5 separate regions of the Homo sapiens genome follow, and regions 1, 2, 3 and 5 are each linked to region 4. Evidence: chromatin loops called from intact Hi-C (ENCODE). Cell type or tissue: IMR-90. All regions are shown on one strand.

Region 1 (5,000 bases), 310 kb before region 4:
TCCTTAAAGAAACTACAAAAGCACAGTTAACTAACTAAGCATCCAGGGCAGAGTTATAATATAAAAGATTTCCCTAAAGGTAAATATCCCATGTTAAATTCTAGATAACAAGAGAAACAGTAAAATATATACTCCTCCTCCTTGTAGACCTTAAATAAAGTATAAGGTTACATCTACCAGTCTTGGTTTAGTCATCATATTGGTAAAAAGCAGGAGGTTAAAATTAAACGATCTAACGTATCTTCCAACGAATGATTATTTTCTAAATTTGCAGAACTGCACCTGCATCACTTTTAAGCATCTTAATGGAAACAGTATTTTGTGCCAATGAAGCAGAAAGAAGAGGCAAAAAGAAGAGACAGAGAAGTGGGTTGATGCTTAACTCTATACCATCTTCCCTGTATCCTCAAGATTAAATAGGAAATGCCTCCTCCCTTTAGAAAATAGGACCACCCGCCAATCCCATCCGCCAGGAGAAAGAGGATTTCAGTCAAACAGCAACATGAATGAAAAGAGATGATTGAAGCCAGATATACTCTGTGCACTCCAATATTTTTAAAAATTAAAAACAAAAATCTAGGGCTGGCCATGGTGGCTCACGCCTGTAATCCCAGCACTTTGGGAGGCTGAGGCGGGTAGATCACCTGAGGTCAGGAGTTCAAGACCAGCCTGACTCATATGACAAAACCCCGTCTCTACTAAAAATACAAAAATTAGCTGGGCATGGTGGCAGGTGCCTGTAATCCCAGCTACTCGGGAGGCTGAGGCGGGAGAATCGCTTAAACCAGGGAGGTGGAGGTTGCAGTGAGCCAAGATCGCGCCACGGCACTCCAGCCTAGGCGACAAGAGTGAAACTCCATCTCAAAAAAAAAAAAATAATAATAATAATAATAAAGTAAAATTACAAACAAAAATCTCTACTATTTCACCAATTAGTGATTTATCTGTGTTAACAAATTCTCTCTCTCTTTTTAACAAAACTTTTAAAAAGTTTTACAAACTTACAAAAAAGTTGCACGACTAATATTAGTCAATCCCATACAGCCTTTATAGAATTCAGCAACCGTTTACATTTTGCCCCCATTTGCTTTACCATTCTCATTCTCTCTCTCTCCCCTTGCAAACATTTTTTGGGAACTATTTGAGAGTAAGTTGGACAAATACCTCCTTTAACAATAAATACCTGGGCTTAAATAAGCCTGTTAGTTATCTGTAGGTCTTATGCCATCAAAACCTCTTGCATCTGGCTTGAGAAAAGTATTTTCCCCAAAAGCAAAACTTTAAATGTCAGGAGTTTAACTTTAGTACCCATGCAGTATAGATTAAATAGGGTAGTGGTTCATTAACTTTTGCTGAACATCCAAATAACATGGGGTGTCTTTTTTAAAAATACTGATACCTGGCTTCCATTCCAAATACTTTGATTCCACGTGTATGAGGTGTAACCTGGACATTGGAGGTTTTTTTTGTTTTTTTTTTAACTCTCCAGTTTTTAAATGTGTGGCTAAGTTTTAAAACCAGTATTTCAGGGCTTAGGCACCTACACACCATTTGAAATACTGGTTCTAGGAAAATGTGCTACAATGCCAAGCAACTGATTAAAATAAGTCAAATACCATTACATCACAAACTGAGGCAGGTAGAAGCTTCCAATATATGGTTTTAGGCAAATACTGTGTGCTTTCTATGTGTTGTTCTGGGGCTGTAGGATGCAAAGCTAGGAAATAGGCAATACACACAAATAACTACAACAGACGGCAGTATGTACTATATCAAACATATGTCAACATGAATAAGAACATGGAATGTATTTGTTTTGAAGGTTCACAGACTGGTGAGTGGTCCCGAAAGAAGGTGAGATATTCATTAAGGGAGAAAGATGACTTTACTAGGCAAGACTGAAGTAGAATCAAAGGACACTCTGGTAAACAACATCAGCAAGAAGTCTGTGCCACAAAAATGTTAGCGAATGATAGTGTTCCATTAAAGCCCCAAGTGAAGTTGAAAATACAGGACATAAATTTTGTATATACTAATCAATGTAACTCAAATTCGTGTATTAGGAATTAGGAATGATATATATAACAGTGTCTGGCACACAGAGGTGATCAGTGAGTCTTCCTTTCTGTTTCTCTGACTTAGAACAAAAAGTTGACTACGTAAAATTTAGAAAATACACTCAAGTATAATTATGAAAATAAAATCATCCATAATCCTAGTACCCAAATAACCAATGTTGATATTTAAGGTAACTCCTTACTGAAGTTATTCCTCTAGATTACTCCAGATGTTTTATAATACAAAAAAGAATTTTGTATAAAAAACAACAAGCCCCTCAGCCATTCCCCCTCCTGATGTACACTTAAGAGGATCAACTGAAGTTGCAATATGGTCAGAGCAGCCACTAGAGGGTGGCCGAGGCTGATGCATCCATCACCCTCCCCTACTTTCTCAAAGGCCTTTAACTGCCATTCATGTTACGATTTCTGGACCTGCACACCTCATCACATAAAGATTAAAAATTACTATCAGCCAGGCATGGTGGCTCACACCTGTAATTGCAGCACTTTGGAAGGCCGAGGCGGCTGGATCACGAGGTCAGGAGTTCAAGATCAGCCTGACCAATATGGTGAAGCCCAGTCTCTACTAAAAACACAAAAATTAGCCAGGCGTGGTGGCACGCACCTGTAGTCCCAGCTACTCGGGAAGCTGAGGCAGAAGAATCCCTTGAACCCGGGAGGCGGAGGTTGCAGTGAGCCAAGATCGCGCCACTGCACTCCAGCCTGGGTGACAGTGCACGACTCCGACTCAAAAAAAAAAAAAAAAAAATACTATCAAAAAGAAAGGAGGAAGCTCTTCAGGGTAATGAAGTGTTAATAGTTTGGATATCAAATACGGCTACCCAGGATATCAAATATAGCTACTGATTTGTTAGTATATACAAAATTTATCTGCTATGTACTGTATTTCATTCAACTACTTGGTACTTTACCAAATGTCTCCCTCTGTGCTTCTTGAGAACACGACGCAACTTCTCCACTAGGAACGGAGATGCTTACATTACACAGCATACAGCAGCATTCTACATTCCACTACTGCCTGCCACACCCCATCCCCACCATTTAACATAACTGACGCAGTGTGTGCTAAACATCTCAATTCTGAATACTATTACAGAATTTGTTTCAAAGTACTATAACATATCCCAACTATCAAATGTCTAATTTTAAGTATCTTTTTTATATTTTGAACTTTCATATTATAGTTTCCAAAAAAAGAATGACAAGAAATATAGCTACGTATTCTTTAATTAGCTGAGAAACAGGTTAAAACCATTTTCCAAAGATTTACATGAAGTTTTACCTTCCCCGAATCCTCTTAATTGATCAGGTGTGATCATAAATGATATAATAATTTATAGTATTTGATCACGTTTTAAGTGTAATAGAGTTCTGGACAACTACAAAACCAATTAATATAAAATTAATTGTGCTACTGATTGTGGAGAATCAAATAATGTTCTGAGAACATACAAGTTACAAACCAAGATGATAACAATCTGAAGAAAAAAACAACTTTCTTCCTCCTTGGTACTTTTAGCATAAATGCCACAAAGTACAAATCCACAAACCAAAAGGAAATGAAAATTAAAACTACAAATTAAAATTAAAAATACAAATTAAAACTACATTCCACACTCAGTGGAATGACCAAAATTTTTTAAAGACTGACAACACCAGGTGTTGGCAAGGATATGGAGCAACTGGAACGCTCATGTACTACTGATGGGAATTTGTAAAACAGTACGGCCACTCTGGAAAACAGTTTGGCAGTTTCTTATAAAGTTAAGCATACAGCTGCTGTACTTTATCATACAACCCCAAAATTCTACTGTGTGTATTTATGCAAGAAAATAAAAGCATACATTCATACAAAGACCTGTACTCAAAGGTCTACAGAAACTTAAAATACTCCAATACTGGAAATAACCCAAATATCCATCAGCTCAACAAACTGTGGTAAATTTATGCAATGGAAAGCAATGAAAAGGAACAAACTACATGAAAACAACATGAATGAGTCCCAAACGTATTATGCGAATTGAAACAAGCCAGACACAACTGTATACATCCATTAATATGAATTTTTAGAAAAAGCAAAATGAGCCAGTCATTGGCATGCACCTGTAAGTGCCAGCTACTTGAGACGCTGAGGTGCGAGGATCACTTGGGCCCAAGAGTTCAAGACCAGGCTGTGCAACACAGTGAGTCCTCATCTCTTTAAAAAAAAAAAAAAAAAAAAGTTGGGCCGGGCGCAGTGGCTCAAACCTGTAATCCCAGCACTTTGGGAGGCCGAGGTGAGCGGATCACCTGAGGTCAGGAGTTTGAGACCAACCTGGCCAACATGGTGAAACCCCATCTCTACTAAAAATACAAAAAATTAGCCAGGCATGGTGGCAGGCGCCTGTAATCCCAGCTACTCGGGAGGCTGAGGCAAGAGAATTGCTTGAACCCGTGAGGCGGAGGTTGCAGTGAGCTGAGATTGCGCCATTGCACTCCAGCCTGGGTGACAGAGCAAGATCCTGTCTCGGAAAAAAAAAAAAAAAAGGTTGGGGGCGTAAAAGCAAAATGATAGTGACAGAAAACAGGTCCATGTTTGTCATAGACCAGGGCATGAAAAGACTTAACAGCTGAAGACAAAAGCAAGCAACATATCACCAAACCTGAATTAATCTAATCAAAATGACAGTGTTAGATATAAACTTTCAAAATCCCAGTTAAAGTCCTGTACAATGGCTCCTCAAATAACACTGTTTCCTTCAACATCATTTCATTAGAAGGATGGTAAGGGGGGAAAAAAATCAACTCCCAACTGAGGCCACTGTCTATATGGTTCACACCTTCTCCCCATGCACACCTGTTTTTTTTCTGCGTACTCTTCCCACATCCCAAAGCTATGCATGCTAGGTTCATTGATGAGTCTAAACGGTTCCAGAATGA
Region 2 (5,000 bases), 160 kb before region 4:
GATGTGGGAGCATTCTCCTATTGGAGTTCAGTCTTGATCAAAGTGTCAGCGCAGGAATCAGACTCCTAGGAAGGTTACAGTATCTCCTGACAAGACCTGCCAACCACAGCAATAGTGTTGCCATTACTCGATGCCTGCCTTCTGATGGATTTGGGTGAGTAGCTGAGCAAGCCAAGGGGAGGCTGGGTGATTAAATAAGAAATAGGGGATTTTTAGTTAGACAAGGCTTCATCTGAGAAAAAAAAAAACGTTAACAAATAATCAGTTGGAAGTTGGCCCAAATATTTTCCCTGGAAAATACCCATTTTTTTTTCCCAGCAAAATTTTGTTAGGGGTTATGTTATTGAGGAATGAACTGACATGAATACGTGGAGATGTTCTGTAATACCATACTATGCTAGACATCTGAAGGCCCAGGGCACTTTGTTTTTTTTTTGTTTTGTTTTGTTTTTTTTAGAGACAGGATCTCGCTCTGTCACCCAGGCTGGAGTGTTGTGGCACGATCACAGCTCATTGCAGCCTTGACCTCCCCAGCTCAAGCCTCCTGAGTGAGCTCAAGTGAGCCCGCCCACCTCAACCTCCTGAGTAGCTGAGCCTATAGGCAAGCACCACCATGCCTGCTTTTTCTTTTTTTTTTTTTTGGAAAGATAGGGTCTCACTATGTCACCCAGGTCTCAACTCCTGGGCTCAAGCAATCCTCCAGCCTCAGCCTCCCAAGGTGCTGGGATTATAGCCATGAGCCACTGTGCTCAGCCCCTGCAGCAGATTTAAATTCCAACTCGTTATAACTTCTTAAAAGACTATGAAAATATCAAAATGTACATGAATCAAGTTTTAAGATACTGTATGATGGGTGAATGAGGCCGTCTACTGTACCATTTCTTTCTTTGAATTCTTAGGCATGGTTTGGCAGTGCAAGAACTTTGCAATATTAATAAATTCAATAAAAAGTAAACATATGGTTAAAAAACAACAAAAATCAAAATATAACTTAAAAATTAAATTTTTTAACATTAAAAAATTCAATAAAAAGTAAACATATAAAAAAGTAAACAGAAATCAAAACATAACTTAAAAAATAAAATTTTCTTAGGCTATTTCCTCTTTGAGCACATTTTTAAAAAATAATTCTGAAGTCATAGCCCAACTTAATAAGAAAGAATGTTATGAATCAATTATTCCATTTGCATCAGTGACAACACTGGGAAAGATTATAAGAAAATGCTTATGATGCAGAGCAGCAAAACACATACAACATATTTTCTATTTCTACTTGAAATAGTTCAATAAGCTTACAAGGCTCTAAAAACAGTGAAATATTAGAATAAAGCTCCAGTTATCCATATGTAATGCTTAAAAAGAAGTATTTCTAAGTAAATTTTGGAGTGTGAAAACCACACATCATAATACATAAGGCTCTGTGGTACTAACCAACTCTCTCTGAAGTTATTGCTAGAGGAGCACAGACTTATTTGCAGCCAGATATATGGAGGATGAAAACCTAGAAGTTTCATAATTCTTTCATAATATTTCATAATAGTTTTAACCCCTGTAAGTCTTACTTTCTTCACCTGTGAAATGTAGACACTCATACCACACCAGAAGATTAATGCTGGGATCAAATCAAGTAAGTACGTAAAGCCCCTGAAACAGTTCTTTTTTCACTGTACCCTTAATAAATTACACTAATTTCCTACTCGTCTTTTTTATCATGTTGTCCCCTCAGCCTGGAATGCCTGTCCTTTTCCTCCCCGCTCCTGTCTACCTAGACCACATCATTTCTTCAGTGTCCTTTTCTAGTCACTCTTGATACCCACTTTATCTACAACACTATGATAGCCTTTCTCATCTTTGAAATCAAACTGTTTACTTTCATCATGCTATTTTTTTATTTTTATTTTTTGAGACACAGCCTAGCTCTGTCGCCCAGGCAGGAGTGCAGTGGCACGATCTTGGCTCACTGCAACCTCCACCTCCCAGGCTCAAGCAATTCTCATGCCTCAGCCTCCCAAGTAGCTTAGATTATAAGAGTGTGCCACCATGCCTGGCTAATTTTTTTATTTTTAGTAAAAACAGGGTTTCACCATGTTGGCCAGGCTGGTCTTGAACTCCTTGCCAAGTGATTTGCCCGCCTGGGACTCCCAAGTGCTAGGATTACAAGTGTGAGCCACCACGCCCGGCCTTATGCTATTTAACTAGACATTGCTCTCATTTTTATTTAACATTTCACTGGCATATGGTACAGATTTCCAGCAGAGAAGCTTTAAGGCTTCATGGAGTACCATATCTCATCCTTCTACATCCACCTCAACACCTATCAGTGCTTTACAGAAACTAAGCCACATCCCATAAATGAATAAATGATCAAATAAAGGCACAGAAATTACAAGTTGTTCTGTTTGAAAAAAAAAAACTGGGTGAAAAAGGTACCTGATGTGGCCGTCACAAACAGAGAAGAGTAAATATATGGTATATAGTGTTAACTAAAATCTAAACCTACTTAAAAAAAAAAAAAAAAAAAACTAAGTGAATATCCCCTTGGCACTAAACATCACTGCAAACAAGTCCAAATGAGGAAAGACATAATGCAATCAATTTCTTACTCAAAATGATACCCCCTATAACTTTAGCCACTTCTACAGAGAATAAAAAATTTGACAGATATTCTCAGGTCTGAATTAGGATTCTGCTTTTCCTAACTCACTGTCTTCCTAAAAAGTCAGCCAGCAGGGGGAGTGCAAATTCATTAACATCATAGTCACAAAATACTTATGGCTAACAAATTTTTGAAATTCTGGAATTTCTTTTTAAGTCAAACTTCTGAATATAAGCCACAAAAACTACTGGAGGCCATGCATTTTAAAACCATAATATTTTATAATATTATTCCTCTTTACTATGTAAGTACTCCATAAAACTGCCACTTCTTACCTCAGGTCCTTTTGGGTTTACAGGTACATTCCAAAAAAAAAAAAAAAAAACTCTTTTTGGCCTGGCACGGTGGTTCACGCCTGTAATCCCAGCACTTTGGGAGGCCGAGGCGGGTGGATCACCTGAGGTCAGGAGTTCGAGACCTGGTGAAACCCCACGTCTACTAAAAAATACAAAAAAAAAAAAAAAATTAGCTGGGCGTAGTGGCAGGCTCCTGTAATCCCAGCCACTTAGGAGGCTGAGGCAGGAGAATCACTCAAACCCAGGAGGTGGTGGTTGCAGTGAGCCGAGATCACGCCACTGCACTCCAGCCTGGGTGACAAGAGCAAGAGTCTATCTCAAAAAAAGAAAGAAAAAAAAAAAAAACCCACTCCAGCCTGGGCAACAGAGCTAGACTCTATCTCAGGAAAAAAAAAAACCCTTTTTAAAGACAGAAAAATAAATCATTATTCATCAAAATTCAAATGACAATGGAGAAAAGCTACTACATTCTAAAATGTTACACAAACTGATTGAGGTACAAGGCCAGTCCCACAATATTTGCAAGCCATTCATGAATTCAATCCTCACCTATCACTGAAATCAAAGCCTCACCTGAAGGTCTCCAGCCTGCTGCTATCATGCCCCTCCCCAATAAGCAAACATTAATTTTTAGCTCATGACCATAAGATATGAAAATAGACCATAAGATCAGAAAATTGGTAGGTAGAAATTATGTATTTTGTAACATACAATATACTATTTAAAGAGCAACAAAGTCTCTGGTGACAACTACAGACAATCATAGCTACAGATGGTATGGAAGAGCGATGAAGAGAAGAAAGGGTTCAGCAACAGAAGATATTACAGGCCAAGTCCAAATTGCCAAACACAGAACACTGAAATAAAATTTAAGCAAAAGTGTGCCAGGATCATCTGTCTTTAATAGAAAGAATCAATGAGATGGATAGAATCTAAACATAAATTTTCTCTGTTCAGCTAAAAAGTACTAGTATATACATTAACATACTTGATCCTTTCAACAATCCTGTAAAGCAGGTAATGGAATTGAAATAAAGAGAGGTTGTCTTATTCAAGGCAACAAAGCTAACAAGTGGTGGAGCCAAAATGCTAACTTGGGCTTTCTGGCTCCAAAATCAAAGTTCTTTACATCACAACATGCTGCTCCTTGTTGAAGCCAGGGCTAAAACATACGTGTATCAGAAATGTAGCTGACCTGCTCCCACAGACACAGGATTTTTTAAAATAATAATACATGCATGAAAGTACGACATGCACAATGCTGGCCCTGGCAGCAAATCTTCTAGCTCTTCTAGTATAAAGAAATGGCAGTGCAGCTACTGGTAAAATCAAAAAAGGTGTTTGCAGCAGAGCACTATAAACACGAAAGAGCCAATTAAACATTAATAAATCCTCAAGGAGTAAACACACTGGTCTTCAAAACGCTGCCCCAAAAATTGTTTTTAAAAACATCTTAACCTTTTATAGATTTTCTTCACCTTGTTTAACAGGTTTCACTCATACGCAGGAAATATTAAATACACAGTGTTAGATGAGCAATACATGTCTTTTGTGTTCAAATCAGGAAAATATAACAGGATGTGTTTTATAGTCAATGCTCCATTTTTCAGTCATATAGGTGGAAACAGTCTTTTGTTATATATTTGCAAAGTAAATGTTTTATGGAAAAAACTACTCTCCACTGCCAGAAGCCATCCTCTTTGAAAGCACATAAAGCCTCAAAAAGGATTTCAAAGCTCTATTACTCCACAGCCTACTCCAATGCTAGTTTTCAATCTTATTCTAACCTTTCGGCACGTCAAGCATAACCCTTCTTACAACCACATGTTGGCATTCTGGTGAAGTCTTGAAGGTCCTTAGTACCTGCTACAAACCACCTACAATCTACCATCCCCTCCCCAGGAAAAGTGTCCCAAGAAGTTCTTCCAGCATAAAGTTGCCAGTGTCTATCAGTGAAGACAACCCTAATATTCTGATTGTGCCAGGCTGAACCAGCTATTGGTGTCCCAGCAAAGGATGCCATAGACTGACTGGACACCTAGGGTCAA
Region 3 (5,000 bases), 450 kb before region 4:
CCTGCTTTGCTGGCAGCTTCTTCTAGGTCTCCTCTGCAGGTTCCTCCGTCCCTCTGGATGGCATCCCCAGGCACAGCCTCCATCCGTCTCTTCTACATTTACACTCCCTTCTTTGGTGTCCTTGGCCCAGCTTGTGGCTTTAAATACTAGCTCTATGCAGGTGACTCGAAACTGTGTATCTCATTTGTACACCGACATCCACAGCAGCCTCATTCACAGTAACTACAACATGGAAGCAACCCCAGTGCCCACTGACAAAGGGGTGGGCAAGCACGTGTGTTTCATCATACGGTGCAGTAGCATCCACCTTAAGAAGGACACAGACATATCTACCATGTGGATGAGCCCGGAGGACATCGTGCTGGGTGAAATCGGCCAGACACAAACAGACGAGTACTGTATGATTCCACTTCCAGTTCTGGAGATGGACGGTGGCAATGGTTGCACCACATTATGAATAGATTGAATAATACTAAACTGTACACTTAAAGATGGTTCAGAAGGGAAACTGCGTGTTCTGCATATTTTACTACCATAAAAATTATTGGGGAAAAATGCCCATCTCCAGCCAGGACCTCTCCACTGAGCCCTGGAACTGTGTATCCAGGCACCACCTCCCCAACCCCCCAGCCCCGCCACACACACACACACACACACACACACACACACATTCTAGCTGGGTGTCTCGTCTACACCTCAGCCGTCTGCTCTCATCCCACCCCCTTCACGCTCCTGCCTGTCGTTCATTAACGGCATCTCTATCTTTCCAGCGGCTCACACTCCAAACTAGAAATTGTCTATAGTTCCTCTCTTCTCTCACCCACACCCAGCCTATCGGCGACTCCTGCTATCTCCATCCTCAAAAATCAGTCCAGGATCTTGCTCTTCTCACCACCTCCCTGCCACCTTGGAGCACTGAGCCTTCCTGCTGGCCTCCCGGACCAGCCAGCCGGTCCTCTGGTCTGTGTACCTCCCTCACTCCCTGCAGGCTGTTCCTCGCACAGTGGCAGCCTGACCGAACCCCCAAGCGGCAGGCAGGGCCCTCCATGCCCATCGCAGACAAAGACCCTCAGACCCTATGCTTCTCCCCCTGCTCCCTTCCCCCTGCGTATCGTGTATGCCTGTCACCCCTCTAATATTCTTTGCACTGCCCTTATTTTGTTCCCTATAGCTGTAGTTTGGGTCACCATCATATCCCCAGTGTCTGGGATGCTGCCTGGCATATAGCAGGTGTTGAATGAAGGTCACCCTAGCCAGGGCTGTGGGCTGGAAGATGCCCCTAATGGGGCTGCCACGGTGCAGACCCAGAGCTTTACCTCTGGGGTCTATGTCTTGGTCCCCACCCCCACCCCGAACTTGGGCACCTTGTCATACACAGCAGATCCCTCTCCTCCTAGTCTGGGAGTCCCTCCTCTTCAGCTCCTCCTGGTGTTTGGTGGATGTGGGCCTGAGGACTCCAGAGACACTCCAGCTCCCTGTCAGCAAGTTCTCCCATCGAACCCTGTGATGTGTGCCCCAGGCCCCTTCAACTGCACTCCTCACTGCTAGGATTGATAGAGCTGCCTGGAAGAGGTGGCCAGGAGGGGAGCCTGAGGTGTGGGGTCCTTCCAGGTCGAAAACTCAAAAGGCCTTTTATTAGGTCCCGGGTCTGGGGTGCTCTCATCTGCCAACAATTCAATCACCTAACCCTGTGGGACGCTCCAGAGGGTGTGCAGCGGGAGGGCCAGGCCTGGGCCCAGCACGCACTCGGTGTTGCCATCTTCCTGCTCCAGGCACTTTTTCCATCCCAGGCTCTCCAGTGACGGGCAGGAAACACCCTTCTGTGTTTCTGTGTGAATTTGGGCACAGCATTTAAGCCAAAGGAAAGGTGACATTCCATCTGTCTGCCCAGCCAAACATCTGGGTTGCTGGATGGCATACCACAGAAGCCCGGAGATAGGAACTTCCAGGCTGACCTGAAGGGAGTGAATTTGACTACTCTAGGTACCTCCAAGTGGAATCACACAGGATCAAGGGAGAGTTTTTCAGGTGTTTGGCGCACAGTAGGTGCTCAATGAACCAGGGCAACTTTTCCCAAGGTGTGCTGATTAAGAAAAGTTTTTTTGGTAACAAATAAGCTTGGTGTTGCCACAGCCACCTTTCCCAGGGTTTTTAAATTAAAAAAAAAAATACATATATATGTTTAGATATGGGCTCTCAGGCTGTTGCCCATGCTGGAGTGCAGTGGTGCAATCCTAGCTCACTGCAGCCTCCAACTCTGGGCTCAAGTGATCCTCCCGCCTCCACCTCCTGAGTAGCTGGGACTATCAGGCGTGTACCACCACCCGCTCCCCGCAGCAATTAAATTTTTTTTTTTTTTTTTGCATCACATGCCACATGCAGGGTTTGAAAAGAAAAAAAAAATATTTTTTCGTAGAGATGAGGTCTCACCATGTTGCCTGGTCTCGAACTCCTGGACTCAAGGGATCTTCCCACCTTGGCCTCCCAAAGTGCTGGCATTATAAGCTCAAGCCACCGCCCTCAGCCTTCAGGGTTTTAAACATGTGCTGTGTTGTGATGTGCCAGCTGCCTGCATCTTCCAAAGCAGCTCTGATCAAAACCAACACTCTATGTTGCATCTCAGAGACCTGAACTCCCTGAAACCCACTTTCAGAGAACAGTAAGGCAGGTTTCTGAGGACTTGGCCCCTCAGTTCCCAGGAAGGGCTTCCATCATTCCCTTATTAAAGCATTTCAATTTTTCAATCAATGTTATATGTTTAACTGTAGTCGTAAATATAAGGCCTACTGCATTCCTATCTCCTACCCCAAAGAAAACCAATTTTAACTTCTAAGCTTTTTCCTCCTCTTTTACCTCCATATTTCTAAATAACATACTACTCTCAAGTTTTCAGCTTTGGACATCCTTTGTTGATTTCCTGCTAAGAACAAGAACTTGGCTCTCTTATCCTCTGCCACCAATACACAGGCACATTCTTTCCCTCTCCCAGTCTCCTACTGAGATCCAGCATATATTTTTACCAGAGCAATATTCACTAGTATTTGTGTTTACATTATTTGTACGTAAATATTATTCACAGCTGAGTCACACAGGGTCTGCAGCTCCTCTTCCTGTGTATTTCTGCTTAGGCATTAATACACTGTTATTACTTGCTTAATTGTCTGTATCTGTCTCTGATTCTTAGACCTTCTCCAAGCCCTCTGACAGGACCCAGTGCTGACAAGATATGGGGCCACCTCGCAGGCCTCGAGCTGTGTGCTGAGTTCCCCCAGAGCCCGCCCCAGGTCCCAAGTCTCCATGTCTTTCTCCGATCACTCCTCCCTCACTGCAGCCTTCCCCCATGTAGTTGCGAGAATGGCTGCTGAGGAAATCAGGTTTTGAGACTCCTGCAGACTTCTCTTGGGTATCTGTGTTACTGTTGTGCCCATCTGGGGCCCTCTCTCTTGGAGACCCCCTTCTTGGGGCTAGAGGGGCTGCTCACAGCTCCCTGAATGTGCTGCTGATGGCTCCCTTGAAGACCACGGCCCACTCCCACCCATGGTTTCCTGTTTCTCACGCCACCCAGCAGGAAGGTTTCTGCTTGTCTTCCCACCATCCCCTCTTCTTGCTGTGGACTGTTGTTGGCATAACAACAGTTATGTTGTTGCTGTGGACTGTTGCTCTGTGAAGCAATCAGGAAGGAGCTGACGCAGACCCAGTTCCTGTGGACCAGTGGGCAGAGCACAGCCCACTGCTCCCTGCAGGCCCGCCTCACACCCAGGCCACCAAGGCCCTCTCTTGCCCTTTGCCCCCGTGCTTGTTCATCGCCACTGGGCCTCTGATTTCCTCTGAGGATTTTCATCACGCTCATGACAACTATGCGGTCAATATCTCTGTCCTAAAAGAAGTGGGGACAGGTCCCACTCCTGTGCCTCGCCCCTGCCCTGCCAAATGTTTTTTGAACATTTAAAAATGTAGTTAAGTTCATCCTATACACCAAAGAGTGCCACAGCACACACCTCCTCCAAGCCAGCCTTTGGGAGCCTTCGTCATCCATCCTGGAGGCCCTTCCTAGGGTGGGGTTCGGGTCTAGGGCATGCTGCCTTCCCTCAGGACCCAGCACCCACCCCACCCACGCCTGGGGCCCTCAGGGCTGGGGCTCGTTTTCTGATCCCCCCCAGTGTGTAACCTCCTGGCTGCTGGCACAGGCTTGGCCCTGCAGACCCACCTTTACCCCAAGGCCAGTCCCGCAGCTTCCCAGGGCAGAGGCTCCCAACAGAAAGCAAGGAAGCGGCTGTTTAGCCTGGACACTAACTGGACGAGTGCCTCCAAGTACTGCAGACGGTCTCTGCACACAGGCCCCCATCTCTTTCCAGCCCTGGCCAGGGAGATGGGTCAGTTTTCCCAGCAACCCAGGGGGCACTTAGGAGAAGGGGTGAAACAAGAAAACCAAACTTTCATACGATTGGTTTAATTTTTTTTTTCAGCAGGAGAAAAAAGAATAAAGTTACAAGATTCTTTTAATATTTTCACAATGTTAAAACTAAAACTGAGCTCTAGGCTATGTGTGTAAGTAAATCTAGAACACAAAAGGGTTAAATAAGATTTTCTCTTTTAAAGATACAAGAATTTAAGCTTTCCTTACATTTAACAAACTTCACAGAACAGATACTGCAGGGGAACAAGCCCCACCCCCCACCCCCCCCAGCTCTAAGTCAGGAAGCGAACATGGGCTTCGCTCCCCCAGGCCAGCTCCCCTGGGCTCCTTCCCATGGCTGCCTCCACGCAGCAGGCAGAGGAGGGGGCGGGGGGCCCTGGGGAGGGCCGGGAAGGGCTCGCACAGCCTCTTCGGGACCAGAGCTTGGCGGAAGCCTATGGGGGGCTGCCTCACTGAGGATGGCCCGTATGGTGGCCAAGGGCTGTGGCTTGACAGCAGTGGTAAACGCTGGGCAGACCTGGCCCCTCTGCCCTGGGTTGCCCTAGAGCAAGACACCGGTCTGGGTCCTGAAGCAAGAATTAAG
Region 4 (5,000 bases):
ACTCTCCATCAGGAGACCTCCACCTCCTAAACCTAACTGAGTCGGGACATCCCTCTGCTTTGACGACAAACCCCAAAGCTACTTGAGGCAACCCACCCCGCCCCTGCAACCACCAAAAAAACCAACCAAACAAAAAACCCGACTCAGACTCTGGCTTCAGTTCTTTTCTTGGGATGGAAGATGGAAGGTCGTTATTCCAAGCGCAATGGGAAAACACAAAATAAAATTTCAGCATAGATCCTGGCTACACAACTCATGCCTGAACCTTAATTTAAGGCTTCTCAGGCCTCTCCTTGCCAGGTCAACCAAAGACAGAGAAGCACTTACGTGCCGGGGGAATAGGATGGAGTCAGGGCAGCCCTACCTTCCCCTTTGTAGAATGCGGGTTGGAGATGGGAGGTATTGAAGGGAAGCCCAGGAATTGGAGTCAGAGAGACTCGACATGTGGACCCAAAGTAGATGCTCAGTAAATTCCTCTCGTATGAATAAATCCAATCTTGGGCACAGTCCTTCACATCTCTGAGCCTTACCATCTTTATCTGAAAAATGGGCATCTACTCAGTCAACAACCATTTCTTGATTACCAGGCACCCTTTAAGCTATGCGGGATATAGCAGTGAACATGACAAAGATCCTCCCTGACAGAAGCTCCATTTTGTGGGTAAGACACAATAAACGGGTCATGTCATATCCGCTCTAGTAGGATGGGTTGGTACCCAGCCTCTGTCCCCTCATCCTAACTTCATTGCCCTCAGCTGACTTCTAATTGCCTCCCCACCGCAGCCTCCCAAGTGCTGAGATTACAGGCATGAGCCACTGCACCGGGCCCATCAGTTTCTTAATCTGTACAGTAAGGTTGATGAAACCTCATTTAACCACCTTACAACATTTTCGAGAGGGCCAAATTCGGAAGTCATTTATTGGCTGTAGTGATATCATTAGGTCATGTGGTGGAGAAAAAAGAATGAGGAGCCTCAGCTTCTGGCATTTAATTTGCTGTGTGGCTTTGAGGCAGTTCCTTAGTTTCTCTGGTCTTTAGCTACCCACTTTGTTAAATAAAGGACTGGCTTATGATTCCTAACAAAATAATAATGTTTAGTATGCTTACTATATGCCAGGCACTATGCCTAGCACATTTCATATACATTTTCTCATTTAATCCTTCTAACAGCCCTATGAGGTTGGCACTTTCTTGTTTTGAGACAGGGTCTCACTCTGTTGCCCAGGCTGGAATGCAGTGACTTGATCATGGTTCACTGCAGCCTTGACCTGCTCAAGGGATTCTCCTGCCTCAGCCTCCCACGTAGCTGGCACTACAGGTGCGTGCCACCATGCCTGGCTAGTTTTCTTAAATTTTTGATTCACAGAGATGAGGTGTCCTTATGTTGCCCAGGCTGGTCTTGAACTCCTGGGCTCAAGCAATCCTCCCACCTCAGGCTTCCAAGGTGCTGGGATTACAGGCATGAGGCACCATGCCTGGCCTTGCACCATTCTTATGGAACCTGAGATACAGAGAGGTTAGGTAACCGGCCATGGTCGCTCAGCTAGTAAGCAGTAGTGCTGGGATAAAAATTAAGGACTTCTGAGCACTGCTGTCCAATAAAACTCCTGTGATGAGGGTAATGTTGTATATCTTTGTTGTCCAACACGGTAACCACTAGTGTGACTGTGAGCACTTGAAATGTGGCCAGCGTGACTGAGAAACTGACATAAATATCTACCAGTAGCTATGCCTTGGCCAGCGCAGCTCTAGTGTGCCAGTTTTTGGCCCCACTTCTTCGTGAGACGCAGCACCAAGTAGTGGTGAAGAGTATAGACTCTGACTCTGGAGCCAGATTCTCTAGTTCGATTGAACACAACTTACTAGCTATCTGTGACTGAACCTCTCTGTTCCTCAGTTGCCCCTCTAAAATGAAGATGACAAAGGTGGTCATGAAAGCAAATGGCCTTTATTATGGGCATTTGATGCTTATGAATTGTAGCACGCTCCTTCAGATAAACCTTGGGTTAGAGGATGAAAAGGGGGACAGATGGGCAGGCCGGATCATCCTTTAGTGACTGAGTGGGCCGGTGCCTGGGGATTCCTTCCAAGCCCGTGCCAGGCATGGATCCCAAAGGCCCCCTGGGATGGTGGGCATGGAGGGTCCCCAAGGAGAGCCGGGAGAGCCACGTAATAAGACGAGTTAATCAAAAGGGCAGCGAGTCCCCAGGGCTCACAGCGCTCGTCTCACAGCGAGCATGCGCAGGAGAAGGCCCGATGGCTCCTTCCCCCGCCCCCGTCTCTCTCTGAACCATCCGCAGCGTGGCCTGCAGGAGTGGGGGCCAGAACAAGAGCGACCTGGAGGGTGAGGGGCCAAGACAGGAGTTGGCGGCGGGGGCTTGGGGGTGGGTTGGGAAGAGAAGGAGCGAGGGAAGTGAGGTACAGGGTAGGATGACCCGCCAGCTTGTCCTGGGGTCAGGTCAGACCCGAGGGCGTGGCAGCAGGGCCCCCACGTTGTACTGGGGGGGCGGAGGGGGCGGGCGCCATGTCTGTCGTATCCTATGTGAATGGCGCCCCCTGTAGTTTATGCCACGCAGCGGTCGCGGGTGTGCTGAACGCCTCCAAGTCCACGCCAGATTTCCCGCCCCCCACCCCCTTTTACGTGGATCAAAAAGAGCTAATGGCTAAAGGAAAAAGAATTGGCTGGGAGGGTTAAACAGAAAGGGAGCAAGGAGAGTCACGAGGCCTGTCCCTGGGGCCCGGCCCCGGCCCCTCCCCTTCCAATACCGCAGATTGGCCGCCCCTCCTCCCCTTCTCCTTTCTCCTCACACCCCAGCCGGGCTTTTCAGGCTGGAGAACATTTGATCCTGCTTCCCGCGGAGCTGCCGGGGAGAAAGTTAGAAAGACCAGCTCAGCGAAACTTGATGCGTTCCACTGGGGCTGCTGAGGCCTGGGAGCAGATGCCTGAGGACAGAGCCACCCTCAGCCTGGCAGAGCCCCCATGCCTCTAGGAACGCACCTGATTCAGACCTCTCCTCCCAGACAGCATCTCAGAAGGAAGCAGCAGTGGGGGTTGCTAACCCCCTGCCACTGTTTACACAGGGGTTTCCCAGAAACCCTGGGCCTCACCTGCCTGCTTCCCTTCCCCGAGAATCAGTTTTCCTTCAGCCTGTACATAACTCAAACATGTCTTCGATCTTCATTATTTGTATTTGTCCGTAATCTACATATTGTCTGGATAATTTGGGCCTCCGTTATCCTGGTAATTTAGGTCTTGCCCAAAGCCTACTTTTGTTTGAGTTAGTCAGTGTAACCAACTCAGCTCATTTTATTTTATTTTTATTTATTTTTTTGAGACAGGATCTCACTCTGTCACCCAGGCTGAGTGCAGTGGTGTGATCATGGCTCACTGCAGCCTTGACCTCCTGGGCTCAAGGGAACCTCCCATCTCAGCCTCCCAAGTAGCTGGGACCACAGGCGCATGACGCCATGCCTGGCTAATTTTCTGACTTTTTTTTTTTTTTTTTTTTTTTTTTTTAGAGATAAGGTTTTACTGTGTTGCCCAAGCTGGTCTCAAACTCCTGAACTCAAGCAGTCCTTCCACCTTGGCCTCCCAAAGTGTTGGGAACTCAGGCGTGAGCCACCACACCCTGCCACAGTTCATTTTAATGAGCATAAATCAAATAACTACTGTGTGCTCAGCTTGGCACTGGGTACTGTGAGCAGTCCAGACATGAGCAGGACACTCACTCTACCCTTGAGCTCACAGCACACATGGAAACAAAGCACAGAGAACGAATGCCCACTCTAAGCCTGGGGTGGAGGGGTGTCATTCATGAGGCCAGAGTAGCAGGTGGGGCCTTTGGAGAGGAGCTGATCTCTAGGTGCCCTGTAGTCTGCTTAGTCAGAGATACCTCCCTAGGGGAGGTCAGTGGAGTCAGATGGGGCTGGGACTTCTTGCTGGGGTGGAGCCTGGCTTCCAGAGAGAGGGTGCTCTTCCCTGTGGGTGCCAACGGCTGCATGCCAGCTTAACAGTATTTCCTTCAAACAGGCCTCTTTCCCAGGAGCCCAGAAAGACATTTGCATTAGGAGAAAATACCCAAGTAAAACACAGACTACTTCCCTTGGGTTTGGCTGAAATTTGGAAAGCTGCAGGCAACCAGGCTTGAAGAAAGGTTAGGGGCCAAGACGGGGGGATCACCTGAAGTCAGGAGTTCGAGACCAGCTTGGCCAACATGGTGAAACTCTGTCTCTATTAAAAATGCAATATATATACATATATATATTAGCCAGGCATGGTGGTGGGTGCCTGTAATCCCAGCTACTCAGGAGGCTAAATTTTTTTTTTTTTCAAGCCTGGTTGCCTGAGGTGGGAGGACCACTTGAGCCTGGGGATTTGAGGCTGCAGTGATCTCTGACTGCACCACTGCACTCCAGCCTGGACAACAGAGTGAGATCTTGTCTCAAAAACAAAAAAAACAAAAAAAACAAAATGTTCAGTAAGAGCCTAGAAATCAGAGTAACCAGCCAGTGCCTTCCTAGTTCTCCATCCTCTTCACTTTTACCCATGTAGTGAACACTTGGTTGCTGTTATAGTATATCTATCTGTCCCTAGATCTATAGCCTGGCTCCATTTGTATTCCAGGATCTGTAACCCTGTAATAGCAGTCTTCCCCCATCAGACTACGGGCCCTTAGGGCCAGGGCTGTCTCCTCTATCAGACTTGGGCTACCTGAGCGCAGGGCTGTGTCTTTAGCTGTTGGATGCCTCCAGCACAATGGGGTGCCCAGGATTATATAGACACAATGCTTGGGTCCATGAATATTTGTTAAGTTAATGAAGAGTCAAAAGAACTCCACTTTTCCAGCCCATTTGCTTCTTCCCAGACCCACCCCAGTGGGGAAGCAGAGCCTGGTAAACCAGTGTCCCTTACACCTGCTCAGAGTGGGAAGACCATAAATTTCTCAAATCAGTATAAAACAAAATTACTTGTGATCTACTGAACCATCAACTCAAAAAA
Region 5 (5,000 bases), 86 kb before region 4:
GGGCTCAAGTGATCCTTCCACCTCAGCCTCCCAATGGGCTGGGATTACAGGTATGAGCCACCACACCCAGCCAAATTTGGAAGTTCTATTGCTGTGGAAGAAGAGAGGCAACCCTAGCAGTCTTTGCCACAGATAGGTTAGGTAACCTAGCTAAGGCCACACAGTGGAGAATTCGCCAAAGCTGGGACTCAAGCCCATCTCTATGAGACACTTCTAATCAAAAGGATAGGGCAAGGTATTTACAACTTTTTAAAGAGAGGGTAGAGTATGCTAGGAGTTGGAGATAGGAGAGTTCTGAGGTCAAGATCAACAGGAACTTGTGCATCAAAATGCACATACTGAGTCAGGTCCCACAGGGGTGGATTATCTCTCCTTGAGGGGCTGGCAAATACGCGTGATGTCACTAGTTGTAGAGGAAGAGGTTGGGGTAAGTCTCCTAGAAGGACTTAGGTCACTTCTTGGGCAACAGCTTCAAGAGGCAGAATCCTGTAGCCCGGGTTCAGCCAGGCCCCCAGGGAGGACCTGGGAGGGAGCATAGTTTCCTCGTGACAAGACAGTTTGCAGCAGCACTCCAAGGTGGCCCAGTGCTGGGCTATGGAGAGGGCTTATCAGCTGCGAATAGGAAACTGCTGCATTTCGCTCCTAGAATTTAGCCTCAATCACTTCTTCAGTAAAGGCTTTCAGGCTTAACCCTTTGGGATTGGGCAGGGTTCTGTTCTCCTGAGGGGACCCTCCAGTCAAGGGGAGGCACTCTGGCACCAGCAGGGACAAGAAGCAGAGAGCCAGGGAGGGTGTAGCCTAGGCCAGCAGAGGCAAAAGCATTTCCTGCCTAAAGCTGGGTGCAATGAGAAGTGTGGGTGCTGAAGATCGAGGGTGCAAGGATGCGCAGATGATGCTGGACAGCTGCTGAATGGGAAGTCTTGGTTCCAGCAGTCTTACATCCTCTTTCAAGTTCTCCCACCACCCTCTGCCTCCAAAAGCATTAACAGTAGTATTTCTAGCTATGTGGCTTTGGGCACAGCAGTTTATCGTGAGCATCAGTATCCATCTGTACATATCTGAGCCTCAGTATCCTCATCTATGTAATGGGCAAAAATACTATTTTGAGGTAGGAATACAGGTTACCTACAGGGCAGCCTTGACTGGGGCAAAGCATAGGGGATGCTGGAAATGCTCTGTATCTTGATGTGGAGGGCGGTTACACAGGTGTACATACATTTAAAGATTCATCCGGCTGTATGTGCACTTAAGATAAGGGCACTTTACTAACATGTAAGTTATAGCCCAATATAAAAGTTAACAAATAGGCCAGGCGCAGTGGCTCATGCCTGTAATCCCAGCACTTTGGGAGGCCGAGATGGGTGGATCACCTGAGGTTAGGAGTTCGAGACCAGCCTGGCCAACATGGTGAAACCCCATCTCTACTAAAAATACAAAAAAAAAAAAAAAAAAAAAAAAAGAAATAGCCATATGTGGTGGCAGATGCCTGTAATTCCAGCTACTTGGGAGGCTGAAACAGAAGAATCACTTGAACCTGGGAGGTGGAGGTTGCAGTGAGCTGAGATCACGCCATTGCACCCCAGCCTGGGCGACAAGAGTGAAACTCCATCTCAAAAAAAAAAAAAAAAAAAAAGTTAACAAACAGAAAAGATGCCCCTCATTCTCAAGTCCATCCTAAAAGGTGATTGTGAGGGCTACAGGGTTGGTGAGAGCGAAACATTTCGCACAGGGCCTGCCTGGCACCGCAGTGTTCTCTCATCCCCTATCTGCACCTGGGATGGATCTGCAAGATGTAATCTCAAGAAAACTAGTTGCCCTAAGTCCTCCGGGCGAACAAAACTGGAGTATGGCTAACTACCAGGGAGATTTCTCTGACACACAAATTAAGGTATAAACACAAATGAGGGATGAGACGTCCTGGTTTTAGGCAGGAGAGGTATCATCATTTCTGTTTTGGAATTAGCTGAGGCACAGAGGGTGGCCAGGGTGTAGGAGGCCCAGGAAGTCAGGCCCCTGACTCCCAGTCCAGTGCTCTTCCCAGAACTGGAGTCGCCCAGATGGCCAGGATGTCAGGCCTGGCTCCCCCCGCCCCCATGTGGCCAGCCTGGGAACTCTCCAGTTGCAGTGCTGCCAGGACTGCCTGTGCACAGATGGGCGAGACAGGCTGCCCCTCCTCCCTGTAACTCTGCACTCGATGACAACATGACAACTCAGTAATGAGTCATCCCAAAGAATGAATGAGCTGGAGAACAAACCCCGCCTTCTGGAGGCGGGGGCAGGAATCCCAGAGTGGCTCCCCTGCCTGGCTGCTGCATATTCTTTGCAAACTTGCTTGTCCAGCCCCTGGGTCTACAGGAGAACAGGGATGGCAGTGTTATCTCCCAGGTGCCCTGGCTGACCTCTTGATCCAGCCACTATGCCCAGCCCCCAGAGCCTCTACATTTGATAGTCCCAGCGAGACTTCCATTCCTTGACCAAATGGTTCCCCTACCCTCCCTTAGGCACCTGCTCCCAAGTCCTCTTTCTCTTTCCAGCAGCCCCTTTCTCCCTGCTCCCTGACATGTACTCTCTAACTCAACCTGATTGTCTACTGGGCCCAAACCCTCCTGGCTGAGGTGAGAGCCTGTCAGCGGATCATTCATTACTGATACCCAGCAACCCCATTGTCCCCAAGCTGGTTTCTCCATCCCAATAAATCCCACTTGGTAGCCAGTCTAAATCAAGGCTTGAAAGCAATCTTAGTGTGAATTTCTGGATCTATTTGTTCACTTATCCATTCAAACCTTCAATAAGCATGTATTGAGTGGCCCCTGTATGCCAGGCATTATGGGGGATACTAGAGGTATAAAGACACAAAGCATTGTCATAGTCCCTAATTTGGCACCCCAAACTGTTCCTTTTTACTCTTTCCTCCTTCCCTTCAAAAGCTCTGTTTCTGAGTTTTTCAGCTTACTAGCTATGTGACCTTGAGCAGAAAACAAACAAGAAAAAGAAACCATTATTATAGACACCAAGTGCTATGCAAGGTGATTTACATCTGTTATTTAATTCTCCTGACAACACTGCGAGGTAAATATTATTATCCCCATTTTTCTAGGTGAGGGAATGGAGGGTCAGAGAACTTAGTTAAACTTGTCTGAGACCACACAGTTAACAGCTGGCAGAGCCATGGTTTGAACCCAGGTCACTCCACCTCCCCAAACCCGTTTCCTCATCTGTAAACTAAATCTGTGCCATACATAAAATCCAGGCTAGGTACAGGCTAGCGGGTTTAGAAACCCTTTCTGCTTTTCCCCACCCCTAGGTTCATGGCGAAGACCTTGGTCAGGGCTTCAGCTGTGCCATGCATGGCATGAAGACCCAAGACTGTATTTGGAGGCTTCTAGGGCCCGTCCAGGGGGTCCTGAGGCTGTCCTCTTCTCCCACAGATACGTTCATGATGTAGTGTTGTAGTAATCTCATCCCAGCATGGCACAACCCAGTGGAAGGAGGTGGAAATGGTATGTTGCCATTTATTTTAAAAGTCAGAAATGTGTCTCAAAATAATGAATTATTCAAAAGACAGGTACAAGGATGCTCACAGCAGCTTCATTAAGAATAGCTAACAAGGCCGGGCATGGTGGCTCATGCCTGTAATCCCAGCACTTTGGGAGGCCGAGGTGAGTTGATCACCTGAGGTCAGGAGTTTGAGACCAGCCTGGCCAACATGGTGAAACCCCATCTCTATTAAAACTACAAAAAATTAGCCAGACATGGTGGCAGGCACCTGTAATCCCAGCTACTTGAGAGGCTGAGGCAGGAGAATCACTTGAACCCAGGAGGTGGAGGTTGCAGTGAGCCAAGATCATGCCACTGCACTCCAGCCTGGGCAACAGAGTGAGACTCTGTCTCCAAAAAAAAAAAAAAAGAAAAAGAATAGCTAACGAATGGAGACAACACAAGTGTCCACCAACAAGAAGTTAAATAAATAAACTGTGATTGGGCCAGGCACAGTGGCTCATACCTATAATCCCGGCACTTTGGGAGGCTGAGGCAGGTGGATTGCTTGAGCCCAGGAGTTTCCGACCAGCCTGGGCAACATAGTAAAACCCCATCCCTACAATTTTTTTTTTTTTTTGAGATGGAGTCTCACTCTGTTGCCCAGCCTGGAGTGCAGTGGCATGATCTTGGTTCACTGCAACCTCTGCCTCCCGGGTTCAAGCGATTCTCCTGCCTCAGCCTCCCAAGTAGCTAGGATTACAGGAGCGTGCCACCACGCCTGGCTAATTTTTGTATTTTTAGTAGAGATGGGGTTTCACCATGTTGGCCAGGCTGGTCTCTAACTACTGACCTCAGGTAATCTGCCCCCCTTGGCCTCCCAAAGTGCTGGGATTACAGGCGTGAGCCAGTGCGCCTGGCCTACAAATTTTTTTCTTTTTAAATTAGCCGGGTGAGGTGGCATGCACCTATAGTCCTAGCTACTTGGGAGGCTGAGGTGGGAAGATCATTTGAGGTCGAAGCTGCAATGACCTATGGTTGTGCCACTGCCCTCCAGCCTGGGTAACAGAGCAAGACCCCATCTCAAAAAAAAAAAAAATCAAAATTAAAAAGTTGTGATACATACATGTATATATATTTATACAATGAAGCACTACTCAGTAATGAAAATAATTCCTATAACCACATGCAACAACATGGATGAATCCCACAGACGTGATATTGAATAAAAGTAACCAGGCACAACAAAATCACATACAGTGTGATTCCATTTATATGAAGTCCAAGAAGAGACCATATTAATTTATGGCAATAGAAATCATAACTGTGGCTACCTTTTGGGGGGTGTTGACTAGGAAGGGGCATATACATTTTGAGGAGCTGGAAATGTGGAAATGTTCTCTATCTTGATCTGGGTGATGGTTACATGAAAGTACACACATGTAAAAACTAATTGAGCTGTACCGTTGAGCCTTATGCACTTTACTGCATATATGTTATATATCAAGAAAAAAAATAATGGT

Evidence for each region. A loop is a pair of places that touch in the nucleus more often than their neighbours do. Peaks named below come from ENCODE experiments on the same cell type or tissue, not always from the same donor. Only the 100,000 strongest peaks of a DNase experiment are listed, where the experiment ranks them.
Region 1: a loop joins it to region 4, with 8 times the contacts of the local background. A loop is called at or near these places in 55 of 110 quality-filtered maps.
Region 2: it touches region 4 in a loop (13-fold over the local background); 15 of 110 quality-filtered maps call a loop at or near these places.
Region 3: a loop joins it to region 4, with 4 times the contacts of the local background. A loop is called at or near these places in 2 of 110 quality-filtered maps.
Region 5: it touches region 4 in a loop (2.7-fold over the local background); 20 of 110 quality-filtered maps call a loop at or near these places.

What each region holds. Positions count from the first base shown.
Region 1 is chr6:38,010,207-38,015,206 of GRCh38, reverse strand. The region is part of intron 2 of ZFAND3 (zinc finger AN1-type containing 3); the gene reads right to left. Among named protein-coding and RNA genes, the nearest start is that of ZFAND3, 190 kb to the right of the region's middle. RefSeq lists a silencer at 2,320-2,614. In IMR-90, a CTCF peak has its summit at 2,406 (motif pointing right); a DNase peak (open chromatin) is centred at 2,416.
Region 2 is chr6:37,858,160-37,863,159 of GRCh38, reverse strand. The region is part of intron 1 of ZFAND3 (zinc finger AN1-type containing 3); the gene reads right to left. Among named protein-coding and RNA genes, the nearest start is that of ZFAND3, 41 kb to the right of the region's middle. In IMR-90, a CTCF peak has its summit at 2,725 (motif pointing right); a DNase peak (open chromatin) is centred at 2,749.
Region 3 is chr6:38,154,059-38,159,058 of GRCh38, reverse strand. ZFAND3 (zinc finger AN1-type containing 3) reads right to left here. Exons shown (of 6, transcript NM_021943.3): 6 at 4,435-5,000. Among named protein-coding and RNA genes, the nearest start is that of BTBD9-AS1, 330 kb to the left of the region's middle. In IMR-90, no CTCF peak of the experiment used is centred here; a DNase peak (open chromatin) is centred at 3,068; H3K27ac peaks cover 849 bases.
Region 4 is chr6:37,703,157-37,708,156 of GRCh38, reverse strand. No RefSeq gene overlaps it. Among named protein-coding and RNA genes, the nearest start is that of MDGA1, 7.8 kb to the right of the region's middle. RefSeq lists a silencer at 2,322-2,581. In IMR-90, a CTCF peak has its summit at 2,568 (motif pointing left); DNase peaks (open chromatin) are centred at 2,286 and 2,706; H3K4me3 peaks cover 763 bases; H3K27ac peaks cover 705 bases.
Region 5 is chr6:37,788,731-37,793,730 of GRCh38, reverse strand. No RefSeq gene overlaps it. Among named protein-coding and RNA genes, the nearest start is that of ZFAND3-DT, 28 kb to the left of the region's middle. RefSeq lists enhancers at 2,024-2,318, 2,044-2,338. In IMR-90, a CTCF peak has its summit at 2,106 (motif pointing left); a DNase peak (open chromatin) is centred at 2,180.